2 separate regions of the Homo sapiens genome follow, and region 1 is linked to region 2. A link is a loop called in an ENCODE intact Hi-C map of the cell type or tissue named here. Cell type or tissue: B cell. All regions are shown on one strand. Each heading gives the region's core, and the rest is flanking DNA. Links, peaks and the distances in the headings are about the cores only.

Evidence for each region. Hi-C counts contacts between places; a loop is a spot of excess contacts. Peaks named below come from ENCODE experiments on the same cell type or tissue, not always from the same donor. Only the 100,000 strongest peaks of a DNase experiment are listed, where the experiment ranks them.
Region 1: it touches region 2 in a loop (15-fold over the local background); 52 of 110 quality-filtered maps call a loop at or near these places.

The regions. Positions count from the first base shown.
Region 1 is chr1:26,670,230-26,686,526 of GRCh38, reverse strand. No RefSeq gene overlaps it. Among named protein-coding and RNA genes, the nearest start is that of ARID1A, 18 kb to the left of the region's middle. RefSeq lists an enhancer at 8,537-8,586. In B cell, for the core only: CTCF peaks have their summits at 8,708 and 8,911 (motif pointing right); a DNase peak (open chromatin) is centred at 8,876; H3K4me3 peaks cover 597 bases; H3K27ac peaks cover 379 bases.
Region 2 is chr1:26,596,505-26,612,801 of GRCh38, reverse strand. It overlaps LOC124904769 (U7 small nuclear RNA), which reads left to right and starts at 10,370; the gene lies at 10,370-10,433. In B cell, for the core only: CTCF peaks have their summits at 10,048 and 10,258 (motif pointing left); a DNase peak (open chromatin) is centred at 10,251.

The sequences.
Region 1 (16,297 bases), core at 4,015-12,014, 76 kb before region 2:
GATCCCTCATTTTGTCAGGTACAGTGGCTACTCGGGAGGCTGAGGTGGGAGTATTTCCTGGGGCCTGGAATCCAAGGCTACAGTTCGCTATAATTGTGCCTGTGAATAGCTACCACACTCCTGGGCAACACATGGAGATGTCATCTTTAAAACAAAAACAGGCCAGGCCCGGTGGCTCACACCTGTAATCCCAGCACTTTGGGAGGCTGAGGCGGGCTGATCACTTGATGTCAGGAGTTCAAGACTAGCCTGGCCAACATGGTGAACACCCGTCTCTACTAAAAATACAAAAATTAGCTGGGCTTGGTGGCAGGCACCTGTAATCCCAGCTATTTGGGAGGCTGAGGCATGAGAATTGTTTGAACCCGGGAGGAGGAGGTTGCAGTGAGGCAAGATCGCACCACTGCACTCCAGCCAGGGTGACACAGCAAGACTCAGTCTGAAAACAAAACAAAACAAAACAAAACCCTCATTTTCCAAGAAAGCCCATGAACAAAGAGAAGAAAAACAAGGAAAAACTGAAGACATGGCAACTCCTATTTTATGGGAACTTAAAGAGGTTTTGGTGAGTACAAGGAAAATAATGAGGTTTTTTTTGTACTTTGAGGTCACTGGTATAATTATCAAAGGTATTAATATCAACATTATTACTACTCTGATACTCAGGTTCACACATTAGTCATTTTTTTCTTGTAGAGGATAAGATAATTAAAGTAACTTATCCTTTTCTTCTGCTCTTCCCTTTCCTTCTCGCTCTTCTCTTTTTTGTTTTTCTTTCTTTTTTTTTTTTGAGAGGGAGTTTTGCTCCGTTGCCCAGGCTGGAGTGCAGTGGCGCGATCTCGGCTCACTGCAACCTCCACCGTGCCCGGCTAATTTTTGTATTTTTAGTAGAGATGGGGTTTCACCATGTTGGCCAGGCTTCTCTCAAACTCCTGACCTCATGATCCGCCTGCCTTGGCCTCCCAAAGTTCTGGGAATCACAGGCATGAGCCACTGCGCTGGGACTTTTCCTTTTTTTTTTTTTTTTGTCTCAGGGTCACTTAGGCTCTCACACTGGGTGATTATACTTGGACTAAATAGCACAAAAATGTACACAATGTAAAATTTATACCACACCGTATGCTCTCAAACTCAGGCTCCTGTACATAACAGTGCTCATGCCAAGGATTCCTGCATGGTTTTGAAACCCAGTGCTCCTAAGGCAGCTATGTGGAATCATAAGATATTTGTTCTACTGATTCAGCTAAGTCTGGGTTTAGAATGGTCCTTGGTCTTTGTAGCAAGAGAAACATCTGTCCACCAAAATGAATGGCTAAGATGCGCCAAATCAAATAATTTCCTTAATTGGACAGATGAGAAAGGAAAGAGCAAGCCCCACTTAGAGTCCCTTTCATTGGAACTCCCCAACAGAATCCTGGTGCTAGGTGAGGAAACAGAATAAAGTCTTCCAATGAGGAAACAGAATAAAGTCTTCCAATCTTTCAATCCTTGCTACTGAAAGACTAGAATTTGATCATTAGATCAGTGTTTGGTGGGTTTCAAAATTAGTGACCTGGGAAGTCCCAGACTGGCAACCAGCACTTCCTCACTCCATGAAAGTGTGGCTGTCCCTTTCAGCTAGTTCGTTCCTTCAGTTCAGCCTTTTTGAGTGCCTCACCTAGCAGCGACACAAAGCAGAACAGTTACCTGAAGAAATTTTAAATATTCAAAGCTGCATTGACTATGTAGACCCCTTGTTTTATTTTTCAAGTTTGAAAATATGTGTTCAACAGAATTCTCTATTTAAAAAAAAAAAAGATTTTAGGGCAGGCGCAGTGGCTCATGCCTGTAATCCCAGCACTTGGGAGGCCGAGGTGGGAGGATCACGTGAGGTCAGGAGTTCAAGACCAGCCTGGCAAACACGGCAAAACCCATCTCTCCCAAAAATACAAAAATTAGCCGGGTGTGGTGTCATGCGCCTGTAGTCCCAGCTACTTGGGAGGCTGAGGCAGGAGAATCACTTGAACTCGGGAGGTGGAGTTGCAGTGAGCCAAGATTGCGCCACTGCCCTCCAGCCTGGGTGATAGAGAGGGACTCTATCTCAAAAAAAAAAAAAAAGTTTTTAAAAAATGGCATCTCCAAACTCAATTTTCTTTTTATTTCTTTTTTTTTTTCTTTTTTTTTTTAAATTGACATGGGGTCTCACTCTGTCACCTAGGCTGGAGTGCAGTGGCGTGATCTCAGCTCACTGAAGGCTCTACCTCCTGGGCTCAGCAACCCTCCCACCTCAGCCTCCTAGTAGCTGGGACTACAAGTGTACACCACCACACCTGGCTAACTTTTGTATTTTTGCTGGAGATGGGTTTTTGCCATGTTGCCCTGGCTGGCCTCAAACTCCTGGGCTCAAGCGATCCTCTCACTTCAGCCTCCTAGTAGCTGGGACTACAGGTGTACACCACCACGCCCAGCTAATTTTTGTATTTTTGGTGGAGACAGGTTTTTGCCCTGTTGCCCTGGCTGGCCTCGAACTCCTGGGCTCAAGCGACCCGCCCGCCTGAGCCTCCCAAAGTGCTGGGATTGGAAGTGTGAGCCACCATGCCTGGCCCCAAACCCAATTGTCTGTTATAGCATTTGTAAAAGTATTTGTTAACTATGTGATGTTTACCTTAAACTCAAAACATTTACCAGTTGACAGCATTAGACTCCTAATAATTTAGAAAAGAGAAGAAAACAAATTCTTAAGTTCTATACTGCTTAGGCATTCATATGGGTAGTGCTGGGTACACAGTAATAGAAAGTTGTTGGCAAGAGGTCAAATTTATAAAAGTATATTGAAAAATTATTTTAAAAGGAAAAAGCAAGGTCCAGCATGGTGGCTCACACCTGTAATCCCAGCACTTTGGGAGGCTGACGGTGTAGGATCACTTGAGTCCAGGAGTTCGAGACCAGCCTGGGCAACATGGTGAAAAAACCCGTCTGTATCAAAAATACAAAAATTAGCCAGGCATGGTGGCATGTGCCTGTAGTCCCAGCTACTCAGGAGGCTGAGGCAGGAGGATCACTTGAGCCCAGGAGGCAGAGGTTGCAGTGAACTGAGATTGTGCCACTGCACTCCAGCCTGGGCAACAGAGTGAGACTCGTCTCCAAAAAAAAAAAAAAAAAAATTGAAAAAAGGAAGAAGCAGGCTGGGCATGGTGGCTCGCCCCTGTAATCCCAGCACTTTGGGAGGCTGAGGCGGGTGGATCATCCTGGCTAACATGGTGAAACCCCATCTCTACTAAAAAATTAGCTAGGCATGGTGGAGCGCACCTGTAGTCCCAGCTACTCAGGAGGCTGAGGCAGGAGAATAGCTTGAACCTGGGAGGTGGAGTTTGCAGTGAGCTGAGATCAGGCCATTGCACTCCAGCCTCGGTGACAAAGCAGGACTCCATCTCAAAAAAAAAAAAAAAAAAAAAGGAAGAAGCACATTTCACTAACATGGTATGGTGTGCTAGAAACTTGCCTGTGACAGTATATGTCACATTTTCTTCCCTAGACGAGGAAAATCAGGGAGATAAGGTCAGCCTAAAAGTTGAAAGAATATAAAAACAAAATGAAAGCAAACAAATTGGGCAGCCTCTTGGGTCTGTCATTATAACACTCAGAGGAGACTAGCTCAAGTATTACATGGGAGGACAAGGTGCCTGGGTGATCACCTGGTGCTCCAGTCTGTGAATCTCCTGGGTCAGAGTGCCTCAAGAAGGAAGCCACAGTCCTCACTCCAGACCAAGTTGTGTGCCAGTGATGTACAGTACTAGGAATCCTTCTTCCATGGGGAGCTATTGAGGAGCAACTCAGTTCCAAAACAGGGTTTTCCAAATTGCCTCACTCTATAAGCTTCCCTGAGGGCCAGGCATTAGGAGAACTTGCCTGGTGTACCTGTAAAGGAAAAGGAAAACAACAGAGGCCACAAACCACAATGATGTAACTAAGTATGAAAGAATTTGTAACAAAAATAAAAATAAATTTTGTTGAATTATTTCAGCTTTACACTTAAAAATCAGAGACCAAAATTCCTTTTTGAATTTCTTTTTCTTTCTTTCCTTCCTTCCTCCCTCCCTCCCTCCCTTCCTTCCTTCTTTCTTTCTTTCTTTTTTTGTTTTGTTTTTTGTTTGTTTGTTTTGTTTTGTTTTGCTTTTGAGATAGAGTCTCTCTCTGTTGTCCAGGCTGGAGTGCAATGGCATGATCTTGGCTCACTGCAACCTCCGCCTCCCGGGTTCAAGTGATTCTCCTGCCTCAGCCTCCCGAGTAGCTGGGACTACAGGCGAGTGCCACCACGCCCAGCTAATTTTTTTTTTTCTTTGTATTTTTAGTAGAGACGGGGTTTCTCCATGCTGGCCAAGATGGTCTCAATCTCTTGACCTCATGATCTGCCTGCCTCGGCCTCCCAAAGTTCTGGGATTACAGGTGTGAGCCACTGTGCCTGGCCTTTTTTTTTTTTTTTTTTTTTTTTTTTTAAGACGGGTCCCGTTTTTTCACCTAGGCTGCAGTGCAGTGACTGGAATGCAATGGTGTGATCATGGCTCACTGCAGCTTCGACCTCCTGGGTTCAAGTGATCCTCCCACCTCAGCCTCCCAAGTAGCTGTGACTACAGGAGCACACCACCACACTGGGCTAATTTTTCTGTTTGTTTTTTTGTAGAGATGGGGTCTCACTATGTTACCCAGGATGGTCTCAAACTCTTGAGCTCAAGCAATCCTCCTGCTTAGAGGTGTGAGCCACTGCAACTGGATCCTTACTGAATATTCTAAACTTTTACTTTGTTTTTTTTTTTTTTTTTTTTTTGAGACAGGGTTTCACTCTGTTGCCTAGGCTGGAGTGCAATGGCACAATCTTGGCTCACTGCAACCTCTGCCTCCCGAGTTCAAGTGATTCTCCTGCCTCAGCCTCCTGAGTAGCTGGGACTACAGGCAGGTGCCACCGCGCCCAACTAATTTTTTTGTATTTTTAGTAGAGACGGGGTTTCACCATGTTGGCCAGGCTGGTCTCAAGCTCCTGATCTCAAGTGATCCACCTGCCTCGGCCTCCCAAAGTGCTGGGGTTACAGGCATGAGCCACTGCACACAGCCTAAGCTTTTACTTTGAATCACTTTATTTATTTATTTATTTATTTAGAGACAGACTCTTGCTCTGTTGCCCAGGCTGGAGTGCAGTGCCATGATCTCAGCTCACTGCAACCTCTACCTCCCAGGTTCAAGTGATTCTCTTGCCACCGCCTCCTGAGGAGCTGGGATTATAGACGCACACCACCACGCCTGGCTAAATTTTGCATTTTGAGTCGAGATGGGGTTTCCCCATGTTGGCCAGGCTCGTCTTGACCTCAGGTGATCCACCTGCCTTAGCCTCCCAAAGTGCTGGGATTACAGCTGGGCCCTTTTTTTTATTTTTATTTTTATTTTTTTTTTGAGACAGGGTCTCACTCTGTTGCCCGAGCTGGAGTGCAGTGACATGATATTGGCTCACTGTAGCCTCAACATCCTGGGTTCAAGTGCTCCTACCACCCCAGCCTCTGGAGCAGCTGGAACTACAGGCACACATCACCATGCCTGACTAATTTTTGTATGTTTTGTAGAGACAGGGTTTTGCCATGTTGCCCAAGCTGGTCTTGAACTCCTGACCTCAAGTGATCTGCTTGCCTCACCCTCTCAATGTGTTGGGATTACAGGCATGAGCCACTGCACCCACACATAGGTGTGTGTTGTCTTTTATTTGGATTGGTTCCAAATAATACATCGCTTCCAAATGATACAGGCTGGATGTGATGGCTCATGCCTGCAATCCCAGCACTTTGGGAGGCCGAGGTGGGCAGATCACCTTAGATCAGGAGTTCAAGACCAGCCTGGCTAACATGAAGAAACCCTATCTCTACTAAAAATACAAAAATTAGCCGGGCGTGGTCATGGGCCCCTGTAATCCCACCTACTTGGGAGGCTCAGGCAGGAGAATCATTTGAACCTGGAAGGCAGAGGTTGCAGTGAGCCCAGATCCTGCCACTGCACTCCAGCCTGGGTAACAGAGCAAGATGCCATCTCAACAAAAGAAAAAAATTATATTCCATATAGATATTACTAGAGGTCTAAACGACAGTGATGTCTTCAAATGAAAGAAGAAAAAATATCTTAGGGAAGCATCTCTTACAGAACCAAAATTTGAAGATTTGGGAGATTTAGAAGATTTAAAAGAAAATATGGAGTAATATAAACATGAAAACGAAAGTGTGGTAGATCCTTCATCTCACACAAATTTTGCCACATTGATAGATGCTATCTTGGGCCAGGCATGGTGGCTCGTGCCTATAATCCCAGCAATTTGGGAGGCCAAGGCAGGGGGATTGCTTGAGGCCAAGAGTTTGAGACCAGCCTGGGCAACATAGCCAGACTTAATCTCCACAGTAAAAAAATTTGCCCAGCATGGTGGTTCATGCCTGCAGAACCAGCTACTGGGGAGACTGAGGCAGAACTGCTTGAGCCCAGGAGTTCGAGGTTACAGTGAGCTATGATTGCACCATTGCACTCCAGCCTGAGTGACAGAGCAAGACCCTGTCTCAAATAATAATAATAATAATAATAATAGAAGCTATCTCACAAGTGACTATTATGTGTGTGCTATATAGTCTCTAATACTCACAAAAATCCAATAAGAGGCATTATTATGTCCTATATAAGCAAAGAAACTGAGGCTCATATAGATTATGTAATTTAAGGTTACAATACTGGTAAATGATGGAGTCAGGATTCAAACTCAGCTCTCTTATAAATTCTGAATTCTGAGGTTTTCAATAAAAATGTGCAATAAATCCAATAATGTTAGAAATGTACTTTTTCAAGGTACTAATATTAACTGTTAGTAGAAGCATCTGTGTGTGTGTGTGTGTGTGTGTGTGTGTGTGTGTGTGTGTGTGTACTGATCCCAATCAAAGAATATAATTTCTTTGGGTCTCTTAGAGCTTCTCATTTCTGAGTGTGATCCTAGGATTAGCAGTTTAAACCTCACCTTGGAGCATCTTAGAAATGCACAATCTCAGGCCCCACTTCAGACCTTCTGAAACAGAATCTGCATTTTGACAATATTCCAGGTTATTTTTCTGCAAATTAAAGTTTGAAGCCTGGCCAGGTGTGATGGCTCATGCTTGTAATTCCAGTGCTTTTGGAGGTCAAGGCAGAAGGATTGCTTGAGGCCAGGAGTTTAAGACTACTCTGGCCAACAGTTATATAGAGACCTGGTCTCTAAAATAAAATAGTTTGAGAGGCACGGTCTTTTTTTTTTTTTTTTTTGAGACAGAGTCTCACTCTGTCACCAGGCTGGAGTGCAATTGTGTGATCTCTGTTCGCTGCAACCTCTGCCTCCCGGGTTCACGCCATTCTCCTGCCTCAGCCTTCCAAGTAGCTGGGATCACAGGTGCCCGCCACCACGCCCAACTAATTTTTTGTATTTTTAGTAGAGACGGGGTTTCACCGTATTAGCCAGGATGGTCTCAATCTCCTGACCTCGTGATCTGCCCACCTCGGCCTCCCAAAGGGCTGGGATTACAGGCGTGGGCCATGGCGCCCGGCTGAGAGGCACTGTCTCAAGGATGGGTGGTTCCCTTCCAGTTACTAAGGAGGCTAAGGTGGGAGATCCCTTGATTCCAGGAGGTAAAAGCTATAGTAAGCCTAGAATAAAAAAGCGAGACCCTGTCTCAAAAAAAAAAAAAAAGATGGGTGGTTCCACGAAGAGGGATGCCTCTTACTCCCATTGTGGCCATCCACATTCATAGGACCAGGGAGGGGAAAGATGGTAAGAATGCACTCACATTATAACCTTTACTGTCTGATTTTTAAATAAATGTTCATCAGTCATTTTTTATGACAGCTTTGAAATATAATTACAATTCACCCATCAAATTGTACAATTCAATGGTTTCAGCATATTCAGAGTTATGCAACCATCACCACAATCAATTTTAGAACATCTCATCATCCTGAAAAGAAACTCCATACCCTTTAGCCTCCTCTCCCCATTCTCCCCAGCTTCAAGCCCTAGGCAACCATTAATCTACTTTCTGTACGCCAGGGGTGATGGCTTACACCTGTAATCCCAGCACTTTGGGAGGCCGAGGTGGGCAGATCACCTGAAGTCAGAAGTTTGAGACTAGCCCGGCCAACATGGTGAAACCCCATCTCTACTGAAAATACAAAAATTAGCCAGGTCTAGTGGCAGGCACCTGTAATCTCGATTACTTGGGAGGTTGAGGCAGGAGAATTGCACGAACCCAAGAGGTAGAGGTTGCAATGGGCAGAGATCGCAAGACTGCACTCCAGCGTGGGTAACAGAGTAAGATTCCATCTCAAAAAAAAAAAAAAAAAAAAGAAAAGAAAAGAAAGAAAAATATCTACTTTCCATTTCTACAGATTTGTGTATTCATGGACATTTTTTAAAAATGGAGTCATATAATATGCAGTCTTTTGTGACTGGTTTCTTTCATTTAGCATACTGTTTTCAAGTTTCATCCATGTTGTTCACCTGTCTCAATCCTTTCTCATAAGTGGTAGCATTCTTCCAACAGATGTGTGGGTGCCAGACAGCAATGTGACCCTCTCACCCACTCCTCCCAGTGGAGTTCCTGACTACCGTCGTTCCCCTACGAGAAGCCTTTCTCCTCCCGTTACTGACTACTCTAGTAAGGAGGACTTTAGCAGAGTTCTTTTTTTCCATTTTCTCCCTGGGACTTAGCAGCTCAAGTGCAGCTGGCCCTTGGCCAAGCTTCCTCTCCAAGACACCTGCAGGTGCTACCAGTGCTGCCACCTTATGCCCATTTCTTGAAGTAGTGGACACTGGATCAGGCACTGTCTTCCTCCCTGAGAGCCCTGCTCTTTGCTGTGTTCACAATCAAGGTTGTGACTCATGACAGAGTGTGACCAGGAGAGGTCGAGGGTGTGCTGTGTGGGAACTCATGCCTGGTACCTTGAAACAACCAAGAGGCAGAGAAAGAAGCAAGCGCAAATGCACATGGAGCTCAAGAGGAGCGTGATTTTAAATCTCTCTTCCTGATTATCTTGGCTGTTTCTTCAGCTTCCACTTTTCTTCCTCTCTTCAGTTCACTTTCATTTCCCTATGTTACTCCTCAAAGAATAGGGAACCTACACGTCTCTCACTGTTCATTTCCACCTGGATTGTTTTCTCTTGTCACGTCAAGGGGTACAACTGTATACTTAGACATTTGGGTATGCTTAAGTTACTTCTATAAAAAAGAATCAGTCTAAACATTCTGCCCTGCTGAATGGCAAAACAAGGAAAAGGTTTTCTGTTTTCCAAAAAAATAAAGATGTTCTTCCTGAATAAATAAAGCTACCCAAACACAAATTTTTAAGAAACACACTTAAATTATCAGTCCCAAAGAAAAACTAGCATAGTAATTAAAATACTTTCCCTAAATGTTCATGCCTGAATCTGGGACCTTGTCAAAGTTCATTCTGGGGTGCATAGTTCCATTACAGATTATCATGCACGACCCTGAACTCCCTGAGTAGACCGTATATCTCCACTTCAAGCTCTTATTCCTGGGAAAATCTTTCCAAATTAAGGCTGCAGGCACTTATCTACCTCAGACTCTCATTGCCACTCTATGATATTTATTCAAGAAATGTTTGTATACTACCACATGCTAGCCTTGTGCTATACACAAGACAGACAAGGTTCCAGCTCCCATGGGGTTTAGCTTCTAGGTAGGGAAATGTAACAGTAGACTGCAGCCCTAAGACCTGTGGTGTGCTTGGCTGAGTCCCTCAGTGTGTCTTGATGAGTCCTGTTACCCCTAAGTAAAACAGGCAAGAAACACCTTGCTGTCTTAGACAGCAAAGAAGAAAAGCAGATGGACTGGGTGTAGTGGCTCACACCTGTAATCCCAGCACTTTGGGAGGCTGAGGCAGGCTGATCATTTGAGATCAGGAGTTTGAGACCAGCCTGGTTGAAATGGTGAAACCCCGTCTCAATTAAAAATACAAATGTTAACTGGAGGTGGTGGCGGGCGCCTGTAATCCCAGCTACTGGGAAGGCTGAGGCAGGAGAATCACTTGAACCTGGGAGGTGGAGGTTTCAGTGAGCCGAGATCGTGCCACTCCACTCAAGCCTGGGCGACAGAGTGAGACTCAGTCTCAAAATACAAAACAAAACAAAACAAAAAACAGAAGAAAAGCAGATGGGCTCAGGTGGTCTTGGCTGATAGCCTCACAGAATCTTCTGCCTTCATCTTACTTTGACCTTCCAATAACTCCCTGAGAGCCTCAGAAGCATCCCAAAGTGATAACCATACCATTAATGGATTTCATGACCTTATTAAATTCTTAAACTTTTTTTTTTTTTTTTTGAGACAAAGTCTCGCTCTGTCACCCAGGCTGGAGTGCAGTGGCGCGATCTCGGCTCACTGCAAGCTCTGCCTTCCAGGGTTCACGCCATTCTTCTGCCTCAGCCTCCCAAGTAGCTGGGACTACAGGCACCCACCACCACGCCCAGCTAATTTTTTGTATTTTTAGTAGAGACAGGGTTTCACCATGTTAGCCAGGATGATCTCGATTTCCTGACCTCGTGATCCGCCCGCCTCGGCCTCCCAAAGTGCTGGGATTTCAGGCGTGAGCCACCGCGCCCAGCCTTTTAAACACTTAAACTCTAGCATATATGTATGCTATAGTTCTAAGCAATGCCATATATGTGTGCTGTAGTTCTAAACAATTTCTAAGCAATGTCATATATATATATATATATATATATATAATGCATAAGCCACAGAATTGTTTTCATATATAATCTTTGTTAATTTATATAGTTTTGTATTATTTAACAGTATAAACATTACATTGTGGGTTGGTTTGTATGACCATTCCTTAATCCTTGAGAACTCAGAACAAAGTATGACATGCCTTTCCTATTTTCTACTCATTTTGTCTTCCGAGGGGCTGAGCATATCAATGGGATCTTTTTAACTTTTACTGTTAATCAGCTTGTAGGGAAATGCATTATTTATTCTCTCTTCCTTGGGGGTCAAAGCAGCCAACCAGATCTAAAGACACATTTAGAAGATATGTCAATGTAAACAGGTATGTATTTACTCTGACTTTGCTATTATAATTCATTAAGGCTTCATTTATCTGACACCTTTGGATAATGTGAAAAGCCTGAATTCATTTTCTAAATAATTAAAACTAATCCCTTTCAGTATAAAATGTTTTAAAATATGACTTTAATGAAAATTTATTTTAAATAAAATAGATCCCTGCCTTCTTGAAATGTATAGCAAATATAATTTAAACTCTTCTTATTTTCTTGGTCATTATTAGCATTCAGAATGAAACTCCAAAGTAATGCATCTCTGAGAAATATTAAAATATGCTATGCTTTTTGCCCTACCCAAAATGATCCGAGGCTAGTGTGATTTTGAGTTCTTTTATGTCCTTCCAATAATTTTCTTTCTGTTTTATCCCATCCTTTGTTAAGATATTAGATAATACCACTTGCTACTTCCTGGGTGCCTGGCTTTAGCAATTCTCTTCCTAATCTGTGTCCTAGGAAACTAGGTAACAAAATTTATTAGCATTGTGTGTAAAGTAAGAGCAAATAGGCTTTGAATCTGACAGTCTTTCCTGGAAGTGAATAGTATTAGCTTTTCAAGCAGTTCAATGGTCTTTTTAAATTGCTCTAGTATTCTCAATTCCCCTACTGATACCCTAGATTGTTGGATAAATTACCTTCTATAGAAAATTGAGACGTTAACATAGTCCTTTTCTTTTTGTCATTGTTGTCTTTTTTGAGACAGGGTTTTATTTCTGTCACCCAGGCTGGAGTGCAATGGCACGATCTCAACTCGCTGCCATCTCCGCCTCCTGGACACAGGCGATCCTCCTGCCTCAGCCTCCCAAGTAGCTGGGACTACAGTTGTGCACCACTACACCTGGCTAATTTTTTCTATTTTTTGTAGAGACGAGGTTTTGCCATGTTGCCCACGCTGGTCTCCAACACCTGGCCTCAAGCGATCCAGCCACCTCGGCCTCCCAAAGTGCTGGGATTACAGGTGAGAGCCACTGCGCCTGGCCAACATAGTACTTTTTTGCTTATATAATTTAGCTAGATACAACTTTTTCTACCAACCTTCTCCTTTGATTGGCTGGGTGTGGTGGCTCATGGTGTAATCCCAGCACTTTGGGAGGCCAAGCAGGGTGATTACCTTGAGCCCAGGAGTTCCAAACCAGCCTGGGCAACATGACAAAACCTCGTCTCTACAAAAATACAAAAATAAGCTGGGCGTAATGGGTGTGGTGGCGTGCACCTGTAGTCCCAGCTACTTGGGAGGCTGATGCATAAGAATCGCTTGAGCTTGGGAGGCGCAGGTTGCAGTGAGCTGAGATCCTGCCACTGCACTCCAGCATGGGCAACAGAGTGACTCTGTCCCAAAAAAAAGTTCTCCATTGGTTCTATTCTTTTTAGGTCCTCCTAATTTCTGATTTCAGACCATTAGTCCTTTCAATCCTAAATCTAAATAGCTGGACAGGGTGGCTCAACCCTGTAATCCCAGCACTTTGGGAGACCAAGGTGAGAGGATCATTTAAAACCAGGAAAAGGTGTGGCGCAGTGGCTCACACCTGTAATCCCAACACTTTGGGAGGCCGAGGCAGGCAGATCACTTGAGATCAGGAGTTCGAGACCAGCCCTGCCAACATAGCGAAACCCCCTCTCTACTAAAAATACAAAAATTAGCTGGGCATGGTGGCGGGCGCCTGTAATCCCAGCTACTTAGGAGGCTGAGGCAGGAGAATCACTTGAACCCAGGAGGCGGAGGTTGCAGTGAGCCAAGATTGCACCACTGCACTGCAGCCTGGGCAACAAGAACGAGAATCTGTCAACAACAACAACAACAAAAAAGAAGGAAAGAAAGAAAGAAAGAAAGAAAGAAAGAAAGAAAGAAAGAAAGAAGGAAAGAAAGGAAGAAGAGAAAATAATTTAGAAACCTGGTAAGATTTAAAGATCTTCTTATAGATTACAGGGAGCCTTCCAAACACAGTGGGTTTTTGTTTGTTTTTCTGACATAAAAAAGACCCAATTTGTAGTTTTAAGTTATTTCAGCTTTAAGTTAATAACAACATAGGCCAGGCGTGGTGGCTCACGCCTGTAATCCCAGCACTTTAAGAGGCCAAGGTGGGCAGATCACCTGAGGTCGGGAGTTTGAGACCAGCCCAACCAACATGTAGAAACCCCGTCTCTACTAAAAACACAAAAATTACCCAGGCATGGTGACACATGCCTGTAGTCCCAGCTACTCAGGAGGCTGAGGCAGGAGAATGGCCTGAACCCAGGAGGCGGAGGTTGTGGTGAGCCGAAATCGAGCCACTGCACTCCAGCCTGGGCAACAGAGCGAGACTCCATCTCAAAAAATAGTAATAATACAAATAAATTAAATAAATAAATAAAACCAACAAAACTAAAACCAACGTACCCGGTGGGGTGTGGTGGCTCATACCTGTAATCCTAGCACTTTGAAGGGAGAAGGTGGGAGGATCACTTGAGCCAGGGAGTTTAGGAACAGCCTGGGCAATATAGTGAGACCCTGTCTCTACAAAAAAAAAAAAGGAACTTAAAAAATTAGCCCAGTGTGGTGGCGTCAGCCAGTGGGAGGATTGCTTGAGCCCAGGAGTCAGAGGTTGCAGTGAGCTGAGATCTTGATGCTGCACTCCTGTCTGGGCGACAGAGAGACCCTGTCTCAAGCAAACCCCCAAAACCAATGTACCCAATTTTTAAAATGTAACATCATTTAAAATTGAGTGTCCAGCCGGGTGTGGTGGCTCACACCTATAACCCTAGCACTTTGGGAGGCCGAGGCAGGTGGATCACTTGAGGTCAGGAGTTTGAAACCAGCCTGGCCAACATGGTGAGACCCTGTCTCTACTAAAAATATGTATATTTTTTTGAGACAGAGTTTCGCTCTTGTTGTCCAGGCTGAAGTGCAATGGAGCGATCTCGGCTTACTGCAACCTCTGCCTCCCTGGTTCAAGTGATTCTCCTGTCTCAGCCTCCCGAGTAGCTGGGATCATAGGCATGTGCCACCACACCTGGCTAATTTTGTATTTTTAGTAGAGACGGGGTTTCTCCATGTTGGTCAGGCTGGTCTCAAACTCCCAACCTCAGGTGATCCGCCTGCTTCGGCCTCCGAAAGTGTTGGGATTACAGGCATGAGCCACTGCGCGTGGCCAGCTCATCCTTTCTTCAGGCCCTCTGCCCCATCAAAGTTGGAACCAAAACTCAGTTGTGGTCAAAACTCAGTTAACTAAACGTTTACAAACGGTAATAAGTGATCATGCAAAGATTTGCTTTGGGCCTTTGTGTGAGGAGGAGGGGAGTGGGGATGTGGGCCGTGAGCTGTGCTACCATCTTGATGCTGTGTCTCGTGTTTTCCTGTCAGTGTCTTGTTGCTTCAGGTCCTGTAGTTGTAAGCTGCAGTGATGGAGAGTGGGGTTAACCTAGTGCAGTTTTTACTTCAATGAATGATTCCTCTCTAGGATGTTACTAACATATCTCTTCATACCTTTTCTCATGCTGCACCTTTTTCAGAAGTGCTCCTATGGTGTCCCCATGTCTCATCTTAAATATCACCCCTTTAGGAAGCAATCTCTAACTCCTCTAAACCTGGGGTCAGCACATTTTTTAAATAAAGAAGCAGATATGTAATCCCAGCACTTTGGGAGGCTGAGGCAGGCAGATCACCTGAGGTCAGGAGTTCGAGACCAGCCTGGCAAAACCCCGTCTCTACAAAAAATACAAAAATTAGCCGAGTATGGTGGTGTGCACCTGTAATCCCAGCTACTAGGGAGGCTGAGGCAGGACAATCGCTTGAACCCGGGAGACAGAGGTTACAGTGAGCCGAGATTGCACCACTGCACTCCAGCCTGGGCAACAGAGCAAGACTACTCAAAAAAAAGAGAAGCAGATAGTGGCCAGGCAGGGTGGCTCACGCCTGTAATCCCAGCACTTTGGGAGGCGAGGCGGATGGATCATCTGAGGTCAGGAGTTCGAGACCAGCCTGGCTAACATAGTGAAACCGTGTCTCTACTGAAAATACAAAAATTAGCCAGGCATGGTGGCAGGTGCCTGTAATGCCAGCTATTTGGGAGGCTGAGGCAGGAGAATCACTTGAACCTGGGAAGCAGAGGTTATAGTGAGCCAAGATCACACCACTGCACCCCAGCCTGGGCGACAGAGAAAGACTGTATGTGTGTGTGTAAACATACATGTGAGTTAAAAAAAAAAAAAAAGCAGATAGTAAATATTTTAGGCTTTAGGCTTTACAGGCCAAGAGTGGTGAGAGTGCACTCCAGCCTGGATGATAGAGTAAGACCCTGTCTCAAAAAAAAAAAAAAAAAAAAAAAAAAGACAGCAGAAACATGTTGAAAATTTCCTATTGGAAATGCTTGGGACCAGAAATGTTTTGGAATTTTTAAACATGAAATTCACTTATGTTTCATATACACCTTATAAACATAGCCTGAAGCGAATTTTATTTTTCCCTTGGGGATGCTGTATGTTGTGTACCTGCATTTTGACAGTGGCCCATCATATAAGGTCAGGTATGAAATTTTCCACTTGTGGTGTCATGTCAGTGCTCAAAAAGTTTCACATTTTGGATAATTTCAGATTTCGGAATTTCAGATTAGGGATGTTGAACCTTTAATAAAAAGTGTTGGCTGGGCATGGTGGCTCGCACTGTAATCCCAGTACTTTGGGAGGCTAAAGCGGGAGGATCAATTGAACTCAGGAGTTTGAGACCAGCCTGCACAACATAGGGAGACCCCATCTCTACAAAAACAAGTTTTAAAAAAGTCAGATGTGGTGGCGCACACCTGTGGTCCCAGCTACTCAAGAGGCTCAGGTGGGAGGATCATTTCAGCCAGGAAGTTCTAGGCTACAGGGAGCTGTGATCACACCACTGCACTCCAGCCTGTCTCAAAAACAAAAACAAAACAAAGAAACCCCACCAACAATCAAGAAAGACGTGTTGATGAAGATGTGGAGAATTTGGAACCCTTATACATTGTTGGTAGTAATGTAACATGGTGCGGCATTTTGGAAAACAGTTTGGCAATACCCCGAAAAGTTAAAAGCAGAGTTACACTATGACCCAGCAATTCCACTTCGAGGTATTTCTACAAAAATAAAAACATGTATCCACAGAAAAATGTGTATGCAAAAAGTTGTACATAAATGTTCACAACAGTGTTATTTATAAGCAATCTAAATGTTCATCAACTATCAAATAGA
Region 2 (16,297 bases), core at 6,485-14,484:
CTCAGCCCACTGCAGCCTTCGCCTCCCGGGTTCAAGTGATTCTCCTGCCTCAGCTTCCCAAGTAGCTGGGACTACAGGCGTGTGCTACTACACCCAGCTAATTTTTGTACTTTTAGTAGAGATGGGGTTTCACTATATGTTGGCCAGGCTGGTCTTGAACTCCTGACCTCAGGTGATCCGTCCTCCTCAGCCTCCCAAAGCACTGGGATTACAGGTGTGGTGTGAGCCACCGTGCTTGGCCCGCTTAACTCTCTTTCTTTCTTTTTTTTTTTTTTTTTTGAGATGGAGTCTCATTCTGTCACCCAGGCTGGAGTGCAAGTGGCACGATCTTGGTTCACTGCAACCTCCACCTCCCAAGTTCAAGCGATTCTCCTGCCTCAGCCTCCTGAGTAGCTGGGATTACAGGCATGCACCACCACACCCGGCTAATATTTGTACTTTTAGTAGAGATGGGTTTTCGCCATGTTGACCAGGCTGGTCTCCAACTCCTGACCTCGAGCGATCCACCCACCTTGGCCTCCCAAAGTGCTGGGATTATAGGCATGAGCCACCGCGCCCGGCCAGCCCGCTTAACTCTTAAGTATGTACCAAAACCCATGCCCTTTCTATTACTCAGAATGTATTTTACTCAGTTGGTGATTTGATTTTACTTCCTATTTTCCCATCTCAGTCACGTTAGACTTTTTTGCCTGACTTCTAAGACCTTGTGTATTCTGTCCCAACCCTACTTATCAATCACTATTTCTAACTCTTCATCAAAGTGTCTATTCTAATTTGGCCAAACTCACCGTTCTGAGAACGTGCCCCTATGTTCCTGCCTCCGAACCTTTGTTCATTTCCCTACTGATTTTCCTCCACATGCTTCTCTCTCCTTTATTCAAATCCTATCTGAACCTTGAGGCCCACCAGGGTCTTATTTCCTCAACTCAGTCTTCCCCACTACTAATTTCTCCCTTCCTGTACATCGATAGCATTATGTAGTGTTCCAAATTGTTGACCACTCTAGTGAAAATCATGTTCAGTTATTTCATATCTCAGGTCTAACTTTACAAATAAACTATATTTTATATACCTTTATAAAATATATAAAGGTATTTCTTGGGTATCCCTTACAGGGATTCCTCACTGGCCATTCATGATAATCACTGGATGCTTATTTAAAAAATAGATGATCAGGTTGTATCCTCCCAGAGATTTTGTTTTGTTAGAACTAAGATGGGCTAAGGAATCTGTATTTTTTGCATACATTCAGGTACCTAACTAATCCCCTGATAGGAGTTGGAGAATCACTGCTCATAGCACTTGCCATAGAAGACACTCAACTTGAGTATAAACATTTGGGTGTTAATTACATATACAGTATATACTTATTTATACTACATGGTGACCTCATAGGTGGGCACTCTACAACCAAGTCTACACTTTAGGGCACAAGTTGGAAGGCAGATAATCTGGTTCACTCTCCGTGGCACCGGTTTGGTATGTTTGAAAACAGAATCTCCTTTAGGTCTGTGATCTCTTGGTAATTACGTTTGCAGAGTAGAACAGGTTGATAGAATTGTAGCTGATTAAAAACAGTTTCCTATTCTCAATCAATTGCAGTCTGTAGCATTTGTTTGTGGAGTGATATTTAGGGGGAAGGAGACTGATGTGGGAAAAAGCTGGTCAAATTCTGCCCCAGGCATTACAAAATTAGTAAAATGAATCTTCCTGCCCACTCCTCACCTCATATCCTAAATCCAGCTCAAGTGTTAAACGAAGAAGGATTAAGCTGTGATTCCCCTCCTGGGGTACTTGTGTTTTAGAGGGAATCCTCTGAAAGTGAGAAGAGAGGATTATCTTAATGACCCCCAATCTTACTTGACAGGCAGACTGCCCAGAGCCCGAGATTTGGGAGAGCATTCTCTTACAAGATGACCCCCTGGACACCACTCTGCTTCTTCCTATAGTTTACAATTCTAAGTAGAATAAACAGTGACTAAAAAAGTTTCCATTATTCTCAGAGCTGAGCAATTTAGATGTGGACATGCTGGTCTGCTATGGGTATTGTTAGAAGAAACATTTGGGTTGCAAAGTCCCATCACTGTTTTGCTGAAATGCCATATTGTGGATTTTCCATATTCTCACACTATTAGATTCAAAGAGAAAACTCATGAGTGTTCTTTATATTCGTTCAGCAAATATTGAGTGCCTATTATGTCTCAAGTATTGTCCTATATGCTAGGGATAAAACAGTGAACAAAATTCATGGAGGTTACATTATGGGAGAGACAGCAAAGGGGTGATGAGAGAGATATATAAACAAAATAATGATATATGTTAAATGATAAGTGCTGTGGAGGAAAAATAAGCAGAGAATGGAAATGAGTGTTGGGGGAGGGTTTAAATTTTAAATTGAATGGGCAGGGAAGATCTCACTGAGAAGGTGACACTACAGTAAAGAAGAGGGTGAGGAAGCAAACAAGCTATGCACATATCTGGGAAAACAAAGTTCCTAACTGGTTTAATACTTCTCAGATCCTAGGTTAAGACCTTTAATTTGTTAATTTGAACCTAATTCTAGCACCATTGCTAAATGCATAATTTTCCCTTTGAAAGCTACTCAGTCATCAAAAATATAAAGTCCCATGAGTCTTGGTTGAAAATTTCATATCAAAAAGTAAATTTTGGCCAGGCACAGTGGCTCACACCTGTAATCCCAGCACTTTGGGAGGCCGAGGCGGGCAGATCACCTGAGGTCAGGAGGTCGAGACAAGCCTGGCCAACATGGTGAGACCTCGACTCTACTAAAAATACAAAAAATAATAATAATAAATTTTCTTTTTTTCAAGATGGAATCTCACTCTGTAGCCCAAGCTGCGTGCAGTGGCGCGATCTTGGCTCACCACAACCTCCACTTCTGAGGCTCAAGAGATTCTCGCGCCTCAACCTCCCAACTAGCTGGGACTACAGGCATGTGCCACCATGCCCAGCTAATTTTCTTGTATTTTAGTAGAGACGGGATTTCGCCATGTTGCCCAGGGTGGTCTTGAACCTCCGAGCTCAGGCGATCCACCTGCTTTGGCCTCCCAAAGTGCTGGGATTACAGGCGTGAGCCACCATGCCCGGCCAGTTTTGTGGGTATTTTTTAAGTAAAAAAAAAAAAAAAAAAAAAAAATACCAGGCCAGGCACTTGTGGCTCACACCTCTAATTCCAGCACTTTGGGAGGCTGAGGCAGGACAATCACTTGAGCCCAGGAGTTCAAGACCAGCTTGGAAAACATAGTTAAACCCTGTCTCTACAAAAAAATAAAAATAAAAATTAGCCAGGTGTGGTGGCATGTGCCTGTAATCCCAGCTACTCAGGAGGCTGAGGTGGGAGGATCCCTTGAGCCTAGGAAGTTGAGGCTGCAGTGAGCTGTGATCACAACACTGTACTCCAGCCTGGGAATGAAAAAAATAAACAAACCAACAAAAGAATACCAATAAGAGCCTTATATGTCGCTCAGCATTTCAGCAAATATTTATTGATAATCTACTATGAGCCAAGTATTGTATTAGGCATTGGATATACACATGGTGGTCCCTGCCTTCATAGAATTTACAGTCTAGAGGAAGAGACAGACAGTAAACAGGTAAACAGAATTATAAATTGTGATGAACTTTTCTGAATGAAAAGAACAAAGCCTGAAAGAGAGAATAATGGTATGAACCTCCTTCAAGATTGATGGTCAGGAAACGCCACTCTGAGGAAGTAAAATTTCTGGCAGGATGAGAAGGCACCAGGGTGAGGGTCATTCCAGGCAGAGAGAAGAGAGTATGTGTAATTTTCTGTTTGTTTGTTTGTTTTTGAGACGCAGTCTCACTCGGTCGCCCAGGCTGGAGTGCAGTGGTGTGATCTCAGCTCACTACAACCTCCACCTCCTGGGTTCAAGCAATTCTCCTGCCTCAGCCTCCCGAGTAGCTGGGATTACAGGCGCATCCACCCGGCTAATTTTTGTATTTTTAGTAGAAACGGAGTTTCACCATGTTGGCCACGCTGGTCTCGAACTCTTGACCTCTGGTGATCCACCCGCCTTGGCCTCCCAAGTGCTGGGATTACAGGTGTGAGCCACAGTGCCTAGCCAGTGATAGTTCTTAAGATGGAAAGTTACGGCTAGGCATGGTGCCTCACGCCTGTAATGCCAGCACTTTGGGAGGCTGAGGAGGGTAGATCACCTGAGGTTAGGAGTTCGAGACCAGGCTGACCAACATGGTGAAACCCTGTCTCTATTAAAAATGCAAAAATTAGCCGGGCATGGTGGCACACACCTGTAATCCCAGCTACTCGGGAGGCTGAGGCAGGAAAATCCCCTGGACCTGGGAGGCAGAGGTTGCAGTGAGCCGAGATCGCACCATTATACTCCAGCCTGGACAACAAGAGCGAAACTCCCTCTTGAAAATAAAAAAAAAAAAAGATGGAAAGTTATCAAATTCTGGCCGGGTGCAGTGGCTCATGCCTGTAATCCCAGCACTTTGTGGGGCCAAGGTGGGAGGATTACTTGAGCCCAGGAATTCAAATGGGCAACATAAGGAGACCCCCCAGTGTCTACAAATATATATATATATATATATATATTTTTTTTTTTTTTTTTTTTTTTTTTTGAGAGGGGTCTTGCTCTGTCTCTCAGACTGGACTTCTGTGGCATGATCTCGGCTCACTGCAGCCTCTGCCTCTTGGGTTCAAGCGATTCTCCCGCCTTAGCCCCAGAGTAGCTGGAACTATTGGCGCGAGCTGCCACACCTGGCTAATTTTTTGTATTTTAAGTAGAGACGGGGTTTCACTATGTTGGCCAGGCTGGTCTCAAACTCCTGGCCTCAAGTGATCTGCTTTCCTCGTCCTCCCGAAGTGCTGGGATTACAGGCATGAACCACTGTGCCCAGCCTACAATTTTTTTTTTTTAATTAGTTGAGTGTGGTGGCATGTGCCTATAGTCCCGGCAATTCAGGAGGCTGAAGTGGGAGGATCACTTGAACCTGGGAGGTCAAGGCTGCAGTGAGCTGTGACATGATCTCTGATCTCACTTCTGCACTTCAGCCTCGGTGATGGAGCAAGACCCTGTCAAAAAAAAAAAAAAAAAAAAAGAAAGAAAGAAAGAAAGAAAGAGAGGAGAGGGGAGGGGAGGGCAGGGGTTGGGTTACCAGGTTCTATTTGTTACCAGACGAACACAAAAAGAAGCTCAATGTAGCTGACAGGTTGGAGAGGTAGGTGAGGCCAGTCCATACAGGGCTTTCTTGGACCTCAAAGGAGTTTGTATTTTATTCTAAATACAGTGAGAAGCCATTAGAGAATGGTAAGTTAACAAAGAGAGAATTGAGAAGATCCTAGAGCCACAATATTTCAAAAGGTTTCTTACTGATGAAGAAACTGATGCTCAGAGAGGTTCGGTGACTTGCCCAAGATTACACAATCCATAAACCGTGGAATTGAGATTTAGTCTCTCACAGCCTCTGATTCAAGGACTCTGTTCTTTCCACTATTATCTAATACTTGCTTGGGCCAAAAGCTTCACAATATTCTTGACTCCTCTCTATTTCTCTTATATTCCTCATCATATCCATCAGCAAATCCTGGCACCTCTACGTCCAAAATATGACCACTTGTCACCACCTGCACTGCTATCACCCTGACCCAAGCCACCATTATTTCTTGCTTTGATTCCTGCAATTGCCTCCTAACTGGTCTCCCTGCTTCAGCTCTTCCACTCCTACCTTCTATTTTCTACACAGCAGCCATAATAATCCTTTAAAAACATAAATCATATTTACAACTATTATGTACCCATAAATTTTTTTAGAGGCTGAGTGTGGTGGCCTGTGCCTGTAACCCCAGTGTTTTGGGAGGCCAAGACAGGAGGATCACCTGAGGCCAGGAGTTTGAGACCAGCCTGGGCAACATAGTGAAACCCGATCTCTTCAAAAAAATTTTAAAATTAGCTGGCATAGTGGTTCACACCTGTAGTCCTAACTACTTAGGAGACTGAGGCAGGAGGATCACTTGAGCCCAGGAGTTCAAGGCTGCAGTGAGCTATGACTGCGCCACTACACTCCAGCCTGGGTGACCCCGTTGTAAAAAAATTAAATAATTTTATGTCATATCATAAAACATAAGTCTTTCCCCTACTAAAAACCCTCCAGTGGCTTCTCATCTCACTCAGAATAAAAAACAGAGAGGTCGAGCACAGTGGCTCACACCTGTAATCCCAGCACTTTGGGAGGCAAAGGCGGGCAGATCACTTGAGCCCAGGAGTTCAAGACCAGCCTGGCCAACATGGTGAAACCCTGTCTCTACTAAAAATATAAAAGTTAGCTGAGTGTGGTGGTGCACACCTGTAATCCCAGCTACTTGGGAGGCTGAGGCAGGAGAATCGCTTGAACCTGGGAGGCGGAGGTTGCAATGAGCCAAGACTGTGCCACTGCACTTCAGCCAGCCTGGGCAAAAGAGCGAGAGTCTGTCTAAAACAAAACAAAACAAAATAAACAAAGACCCCACAATGATTTACAAGGCCTTACAAGTCTGTCCCCTCCACTCCCACTTTCCTGACCTCTCTTACATCTTTCCCTTGGCTTATTCTATTTAGCTACAATTGGTCTCCTTCAACAAGGAAACTCCTGTGTCAGGACCTGTGCATTTGCTGTGCCCTCTGCCTGGCAAGCTCCTCCCCCTCATATTTATATGGCTTGTTCTCCCTCTTCTTTTATGTCTCAGCTCAAATCACCTCATCAGTGAGTTCTTTCTGTCTACCCTTTGTAAACTAAAAAAACTCTGTCCAGCCGGGCGCGGTGGCTCACACCTGTAATCCCAACACTTTGGGAGGCCGAGGCGGGCAGATCACAAGGTCAGGAGATCGAGACCATCCTGGACAACATGGTGAAACCCCATCTGTACTAAAAATACAAAAAATTAGCTGGGCATGGTGGCGCGTGCCTGTAATCCCAGCTACTCAGGAGGCTGAGGCAGGAGAATTGCTTGAACCAGGGAGTCGGAGGTTGCATTGAGCTGAGATCACACCATTGCCCTCCAGCCTGGCAAGAGAGTGAGACTCCATCTCAAAAAAAAAAAAAAAAAAAAGACTCTGCTCAAACCATAATTTCTATCTCCCTTAACACTGCTTTATGATTCTCAATACCCTCATTATCATTTAATACACTATAGGTCTACTTACTTATTATTTTGATCCTTCCCATTAGAATGTAAGTTGCATGAGAATAAGAACTTTATTTTATTTTCTGTTCTTAGAACACTGTTTTCAGCTCTGATAACACTGCCTGGCACATAGTAGGTGAATAGAGGCAGTTGACTAAAGAATAGGACCGATGTTTTCAATGACTGAATTAACAGAAAGACAAAGTCATTCTTCTGAGGATGGGAAAGCATGTTGTAAACTAGGAAATGATATAAAAAGTTTATTTCTTCCAGTTGGTTCTTGATTTCTAAGTCTTATGATCCTCTTTGAAAACCTTTACTAAATAGAGTAGACTCAAATGATCTTGGATGCAATGCTGACTCTTGGTAGGCCACCAAATACATAACTGGGTGTCAGGAAATGCGGTCTTGCCATCTTTCTCAGGCTCACTGCCATAGCTAGCAAGGACCTCTTGCTCCTTTCTTAGGTATCCTTGCATGCCTTTGGCTTTTCAGAATTTTTTATTCTGGGGAATGGGAGTGATGGTTGATGCCCTGTCTGTAGTTGAGATTCTGTACAGGGAAAGTCATTCAGTTAAATCAAGCAGTATTGAATTCCTAATTGACACAAATGAGACAGACAGACAGCTGGAGGAGTGGGGGAGGGACAGAGAGCAGGTGCCCTGAATAATGGACAAAGAAGAGAGGCAGAATATAAATTGAAGCTAATGGTGAAGAAGCTCACTGTGAGTCTAGATTTTGTGCCACAAGAAAAGTAAACTTTGCCACAGCTTACTTTACGTAGAGCGGAAAGGATCCAGTGGTGTTTTTGCCAAGGATAAGGCAACAAGTTCCAAATGCTTGTGCCATTTTGGCTGCCCTGATGGCCAAGTTTGCCTCTTTTCAGGTACCATCATTTGTGAGAATCACTCTTAGTAAAGTCCTCATTCTGTGTTTTTTTCCAAAACAAACTTAATCACGTAGTGTTTGAACGAAAGAAACTGCTTTGAAAATTCTATTTGTCAAACAAAGGGATTCTTAACACGTAAGTTAGGAAGGTGAAGGGAAGGATGTTTCTAGATCTTCAAATGCCAGACATAGGGGGCATTCCTGCAGAGAAGGCATGTATCTTGTCAACTCCAGAATTTCCTCTGAGAATGCTGGGGGCTTTTTTCCTCTCAGTCCCCTCTTGATCAGAGCTTTGACTCCCCAGCTCAGACAGTTCTTTTCTGTAGCCATGGGAATTGCTCCCATAATTAGCAGTGTCTCCTGCCTGGAACTCAGACAAGTAAATGTTCAAACCTGGCAGCCGATCCTGGGAAGGAGAGCTGATTAAATCTTTCCTGTCGAGAGGCACCTTTTTGATTTGAATGTGACACCTACATCCCCCACCTCAGGTTTGTCTGGGGGAAGCAGTTTTGCCCATATCTTCATAACTGAAGATCCTGGTATTTTAAAGACACATTTAATCTTAAAAGGAGCCCATTGGTTTCCCAAGTTAAGTAACTTAGGAAAAAGCCTAGGCTTTTTTCCTCTCCTGGCCCCTTCTCCACTAAACACCACCCTGTGTTTGGTATGATGAAAGCTCCTGCTACACAGGTATCATCAAATGCCAGAGGCCTTGAGAAATAAAACGAGTTCAGAACACCACTAAGTACACATAAGTATTAACTACAAATGGAGGAGTGAAAGAGCAGGCAAACTATTTCTTTAGAAGTTTTAGTAAGACGGGCTGGAACCATCAAGCCCCAAAGTGAATACTCTTGGTGATATTCCGTTCCAGGAAAGCTTTCTACAGGCGGAGGTGTATTCTTATCTGGATGTAGCTGGATTATGTACTACCATTCAAACACTTTTGGGAGAGACAATATCCATTTTCCTACTGACATCAAGGCAGCCTTTTAAGTTTATCCAGATTTATTTTGGTTAGTGCAATAAAAAAGCAAGGTTGGAGAATTATGTTTAACAAAAATAAAGTCATTGTATGCTTAAAGTTTCCCACTGAAAGCTGCTTTTAAAGCAGTTTGCTGCTGCTCAGCTCCAGTCACCTCAGCAATACTTGCATTCAGTCAGATTGGCTGTGAACAAAGCAAATTTACTTCACACACAACAGCCCTAAACCTCCACTCTCAGGACAGAAGTCTTCCTTAGCAATGTTTTCTACATGGCTCTGGTTAAGGGCCATTCACTTACCTCTAACCTCTTTCTCCTGGGAGACAAAGGCACCTTTGGGCTGAAGTGACACAGGAGAGTTAGAATCAGATTTGTTATCGACATTGCAGCCTTCAGTTTCAGTAAGAGGCTAAATCTGTCTATTCCAACTACAGGAAGGCAATCTTTATAACCCCTGGAGCACTTGGCCAATTATGCACCTGCAAATATACCATACAGGACATTTCAGGTTCCTAGGCACTTTGAAAACCGATACTTAAACAGACTCAAGGGATGCTATCACCCACCTCGAATAATAGCTGCTTTGGAATCTGTTATTGGCACCAGAAAAAGAAAGAGTCCTCTGAAGTCATTCTAAAGCCATTTTTATTGTGCATTTTCAAACAAAGAACCTCACCAAAAGAACTTCTGTTACAAAATCAGGGTAGAAAGTCAAACTCATCTCATCTAAGAGTCAATTACCCTGGCAATTTTGTGAGGCGATGGGAAATGAGCGTTAGAGGAGAGGACTGTGGGGAGGAGGTGGGATTGGCTTTTAAAATCCCCTGGGTGAGAAGGGTGTTCCCACTGACTCTAAACCCTAACAATTGCAACAGAAGGGCCTCTGTGACTTTCTGGCTATAAACTTTTTATGATTATTAACTGAGGAAACCTAGAATATGTGGAATTTTAACAGTTGGCTTTCAACCTCCATTTGCTCCTTTCTCAGAAACTTGGTTTTGCACAGTGTAATAATCTAAGGCTCAGAATTTATGTTAGTTACCTTGCTGTTCCTTGATAAAAAGCTACCTTCTTACATATCTTACTTCCAATAAAGAGGCAGATTCCCTATGTACTGTTTATCTCGGGAAAGAAATACATGTGGGAAAAGAAGCAATTTTCTTCTCATTGCAATTAAATTAAATCATGACCACCTGTTGTGGGATTATCCTGCCATCTGCTGTTCAAAAGAGAAACAACAGCAGAGAACCAGAAAGAAGAGGCAAAATGTTGGAAAGCTTTGCTCCCAGATGTCCATCAGTTGATTACGGTTATTGGTATAGTTAAAATTTTCAGTGTTACACCTCTTTTAGAATTTATCTATCAGGTTTTCCAGTGTTCACTGAAATTTGTCTCTTAGACAAGTTCTAAAAGAGCTGTAACACTGAAGATGGTTCTCTTCTCTGGAAAAACTTCCCACGGGAAAAACAAAAATCTTCCTTTAAAAATTTTTTTAAAGGATCTCACTTTCTTTCTTTCTTTCTTTTCTTTTTTTTTTTTTTTTTTTGAGATGGAGTGTCGCTCTGTTGCCCCGGCTGGAGTGCAGTGGCGTGATCTTGGCTCACTGCAACCCCCACCTCCTGGGTTCCAGCGATTCTCCTGCCTCAGCCTCCAGAGTAGCTGGGATTACAGGCATGTGCCACCATGCCAGACTCATTTTCGTATTATTATTATTTATTAATAATAGCTATTGTTTTAGTAGAGACGGGATTTCACTATGTTGGCCAGGCTGGTCTTGAACTCATGACCTCGGGTGATCCACCCGCCTCGGCCTCCCAAAGTGCTGGGATTATAGGCATGAGCCACCAAGCCCGGCCTCACTTTCTATTTATTTAATTTTTTTGAGACAGGGTTTGCTCTGTTGCCCAAGTTGGAGTACAGTGGCATGATTATGGCTCACTGCAGCCTCTAACTCCTGGGCTCAATTGATCCTCCCACCTCAACCTCCCAAGTAGCTGGGACCACAGATGTGCGCCACCCCAACCAGCTAATTTTTGTTTTTATTTAAAAAATTTTGTTGAGACAGAGTCCACTCTGTTGTCCAAGCTGGAGTGCAGTGGTGTGATCATGGTTCACTGCAGCCTTGACCTCCCAGACTCAAGTGATCCTCCCACCTCAGCCTCCCAAATAGCTGGGACTACACCACTATGCTCAGCTAATTTTTGTATTTTTTGTAGAGATAGTGTCTCCCTATGTTGCCCAGGCTGGTCTCGATCTCCGGGGCTCAAGTGATCCTTCTGCCTCGGTCTCCCAAAGTGCTGGGATTACAGGTATGAACCACTGTGCCTGGGCTGATTTTTTTTAATTTTTAAATTATTATTATTATTTTTTTGAGACTTGCTCTGTTGCCCAGGCTGGAGTGCAATGATGCAATCTTGACTCACTGCAACCTCTGCCTCCCGGGTTCAAGCGATTCTCCTGCCTCAGCCTCCCGAGTAGCTGGGATTACAGGCACGCACCACCATACCCGGCTAATTTTTGTATTTTTAGTAGAGATGAGTTTTCACCATGTTGGCCAGGCTGGTCTTGAACTCCTGACCTCAGGTGATCCGCCTGCCTTGGCCTCCCAAAGTGCTAGGATTATAGGCGTGAGCCACTGCTCCCAGCCCTGATTTATTATTAATATTTTATTTTGTCTACAGGTTTTCCCCAATCTTTTTTGTTTGTTTGTTTGTTTTGTTTTGTTTGAGACAGAGTCCAGGCTGCAGTGCAGTGGCACGATCTCGGGTCACTGCAACCTCTGCCCCCCAGGTTCAAGTGATTCTCCTGTCTCAGTCTCCTGAGTAGCTGGGATTACAGGCACGTGCCACCACGCCCGGCTGATTTTTTTGTATTTTTAGTAGAGACGGGGTTTTGACATGTTGGCTAGGCTGGCCTCGAACTCCTAACCTCAGGTAATCCACCCACTTCTGTCTCCCACAGTGCTGGGATTACAGGCGTTAGCCACTGTGCCCGGCTGTTTCTCCCTAATCTTATCCATATCCCTGGTTTCTTCCTTGGGATTAATAGGGAAAATATGAAACTTTAATTTTCCCTCACTCTTGGCAAAATAATAATAAGATTTATAATCCTATTAAAAGGCATATTCTCCACTCAGTAATCTAAGTCATATGAGTGCGTCCCCTGGGCTTTTCATTGTCTACCACTCTAATTGTCTCCTATCTGGTCTTCCTTTCTCCAGGGCATTGTTCACACCACTGCCAGTCAGAGTAATCATTTTCCAATGCAAAATTGGTCAAGCCATTCCCCAGCTCAGAATCCTTCAATGGCTCTCACTTTCTTTCTTTCTTTTTTTTTTTTGAGTCTCGCTCTTGTCACCCAGGCTGGAGTGCAATGTGCAATGGCGCAATCCTCTGCCTCCCCGGTTCAAGTGATTCTCCTGCCTCAGCCTCCTGAGTAGCTGAGATTACAGGTGCCTGCCACCATGCCCAGCTAATTTTTGTATTTTTAGTAGAGATGGGGTTTCACCATGTTGGCCAGGCTGGTCTCGAATTAAAGTGCTGGGATTACAGCCATGAGCCACTGCACCTGGCCGGCTCTCACTTTCTTGTAGGATTAAGTTCAAGATCCTAGTCCTGACATTCAAGGCCTTTGGGTTGAATTTAAGTTCCCTGATTTATCAGGTTATTTTATACCTCTTTGATTTTGCTTGTGCTGTTTTCCTTGCCAGAAACACCCTTTCTGGCCATATATACCTGACAAACCATGCCCATCTTTTAGGTAGCTGGATGTCAGCTCTTCTGGAAATCTCTCTTGGTTTTCTGCCCCCTGATAGAACTGGTCATATCCTCTTTTGTGCCACTGGCTCCCCTTCCCCAACATACTTTAATGACATCACTTATCCCAAGGTCATATAATTTTCTATTTCCTTTTCTGTCTCCCTCACTAGAATAAAAAGCTCCTTAATAGGTTATGAGTTTCCTACTAGATTATGTATCTCAGCACCTAGAACTGTGCCTGGTTTATAGTAGATGTTTAGTAAATGTCTGTGGAATAAATCCTGTAGAATTTATCTAGCATTTTAACTTTTTTGTTGTTTGTTTGTTTAAATTTAATTAATTTACTTATTTTTGAGACAGAGTCTCACTCTGTCACCCAGGCTGGAGTGCAGTGGCACAATCATAGCTCACTACAGCCTTGACCTCACGGTCTCAGATAATTCTCCCACCTCAGCCTCCTGAGTAGCTAGAACTACAGGCACCCACCACCACACCCAGCTACTTTTTGTATTTTTGGTAGAGATGGGGTTTCGCCGTGTTGCCCAGGCTCTTCTGGAACCCTTGGGATCAAGCAATTTGCCCTCCTTGGCCTCCCAAAGTACTGGGATTACAGGCATGAGCCACCACGTCCAGCCTAGCATTTTAACTTTCAAAGGGCTTTCTCTGCACTGTTTCATTTTATCTTTTTTGATCCTGCGAGAAAGTAAGGGCAGGTATTAATTTACTGTGACCACTTTATGGATGAAGAAAGGGAAACAGCAGACAGCTGGTAAGTGGCAAAGCAAGAATTTGAGCCCAGTTTTTCTGAGAAGAGAAAACCACGACCCTGTATACTGTCGCTCTGCCCAGATCTTCTCAGATCTTCTACCAGTTCCTCCTGACCCTCCCTTGGCTTCTGTTTGTTTTTGCTCCCAGTAACCAGCTCCTGAGACGACACTTCAAAAGAGGAAGATCCTCAAGTTACTAGAATGGTTTTGTTCCTTACTTATTCCCTGGTCTCTAGCAAATGATTGATTAGATGCAGGAGTCTGAAAGACTGGCATTCTTGCCTCTGGGTAGAGTTTATACTCTTGAGCTCCTTCAGGGATTAATAGGGATTAAACTACTCTCTTGAGGACTTTGCCTGAAATCTCACCTTTGCGTGGCTTTTTGCTTTTTCCCTTCCCAGCTCAACTTCTCCTATGCCCTACTGACTTCTTGGAGCGTTTCCTTAAGACCCTGTCCCCCACCCCACCCCCGCCAAAAAAAAAAAGAGAAAAAAAAGGCTGGGCATGATGGCTCATGCCTGTAATCCCAGCACTTTGAAAGGCCAAGGTGAGGATCACTTGAGCCCAGAAGTTCAAGACCAACCAGAGCAACACAGTGAGATTTCATCTCTGCAAAAATTAAGAAAATTAGCTGGGCATGGTGGCACATGCCTGCAGTCCCGGCTACTCGGGAGGCTAAGGCAGGAGGATCAATTGACCTGGGAGTTAAGTCTGGCTGCAGAGTCATGATTGTGCTACTGCACTCCAGCCTGGGTGACAGAGTGAGACTGTCTCCCAAACAAACAAACAAACATCTCTTACTGAGAAATCCTGTTTCAGGGTCGGCTTCCAAGTTTCCCGAGGCATCCAACTAAGTGTGTCCTTAGCTCCTACTATATGTCAGAACTTGTCAGGTGCTTTTACAAAAGCTAGTTTATTTACACAAACTCTCTAAGAGTAAAGTACATATATTTAATTGTTTTTTGAGGGTAAGACTGTGTCAAAAAAAAAAAACCTTCATTAAAATAGTCTCTTTTTTTCTCCTACTATGAAATTACCTTTCATTAACTATAAATCATTCTAATGGCCATGTCTTCTTTGGCAAGTTTCCTCACCTCTAGACCCCAATATTTTTACCTTTAAAGTGAGGAAATAAGATAATAAGAATACCTATCATAATAGGATAGGTTAATGGAAAACAGAATAGCGCCAAACATGTTAACTTAATAAATGTTGGCCATTGTTATTATTTTAGTACTTCTACTGCTACTTGTAAACAGGTTATGCTCCAAAGGCTGTGAATCCTTTTGTTCATATGTGTGTTGTAGTGCTCAACCACAGAGACTCAGGATAGTCAAAACACTAACACTAAGTCATTTGTGTAAGTCCCAGATCTAACATACCAAGAAGGGGCTGGTTGCTCGGATATCAAATAGTTATTTCCAAGTGGGTAGATCAGAAATATAATTGAATTGTCCTCACAAGCCACAAGAGTAAATTTCTATTCCCTCTTGTGGTGACTCTGAGAATTACCATTACCGCTTTCATCAGAGACCTAATAGTACCAAATTTGCAAGGAGACCACTGAGAAACTACACTTAATTCAGAAGCTCCCAAGTTGGAGTTCCAAATCCCTACATGTCAGAGAAGGTGCTAATGAATATTTTCAAAATTTCAAAAAATAGAGCAAAAATCATTCAATTACTTATGAAAAAGAAGAAATATTTTCACACATATTAACTTTTTTTTTAATTTTTATTTTTTTTATTGATCATTCTTGGGTGTTTCTCGCAGAGGGGGATTTGGCAGGGTCATAGGACAATAGTGGAGGGAAGGTTGGCAGATAAACAAGTGAACAAAGGTCTCTGGTTTTCCTAGGCAGAGGACCCTGCAGCCTTCCGCAGTGTTTGTGTCCCTGGGTACTTGAGATTAGGGAGTGGTGATGATTCTTAACGAGCATGCTGCCTTCAAGCATCTGTTTAACAAAGCACATCTTGCACCGCCCTTAATCCATTTAACCCTGAGTGGACACAGCACATGTTTCAGAGAGCACAGGGTTGGGGGTAAGGTCACCGATCAACAGGATCCCAAGGCAGAAGAATTTATCTTAGTACAGAACAAAATGAAAAGTCTCCCATGTCTACTTCTTTCTACACAGACACGGCAACCATCCGATTTCTCAATGTTTTCCCCACCTTTCCCCCCTTTCTGTTCCACAAAACCGCCATTGTCATCATGGCCCGTTCTCAATGAGCTGTTGGGTACACCTCCCAGACGAGGTGGTGGCTGGGCAGAGGGGCTCCTCACTTCCTAGTAGGGGTGGCCGGGCAGAGGCGCCCCTCACCTCCCGGACGGGGCGGCTGGCCGGGCGGGGGGCTGACCCCCCCACCTCCCTCCCGGACGGGCTGGCTGGCCGGGCGGGGGCTGACCCCCCCACCTCCCTCCCGGACGGGGCGGCTGGCCGGGCGGGGTGTTGATCCCCCCACCTCCCTCCCGGACGGGGTGGCTGGCCCGGCAGAGGGGCTCCTCACTTCCCAGTAGGGGCGGCTGGGCAGAGGCGCCCCTCACCTCCCGGACGGGGCGGCTGGCTGGGCGGGGGGCTCACCCCACCTCCCTCCTGGACGGGGTGGCTGGCCGGGCGGGGGGCTGACCCCCCCACCTCCCTCCCGGACGGGGCGGCTGGCCGGGTGGGGGGCTGACTCCCCCACCTCCCTCCTGGACGGGGTGGCTGGCCAGGCAGAGGGGCTCCTCACTTC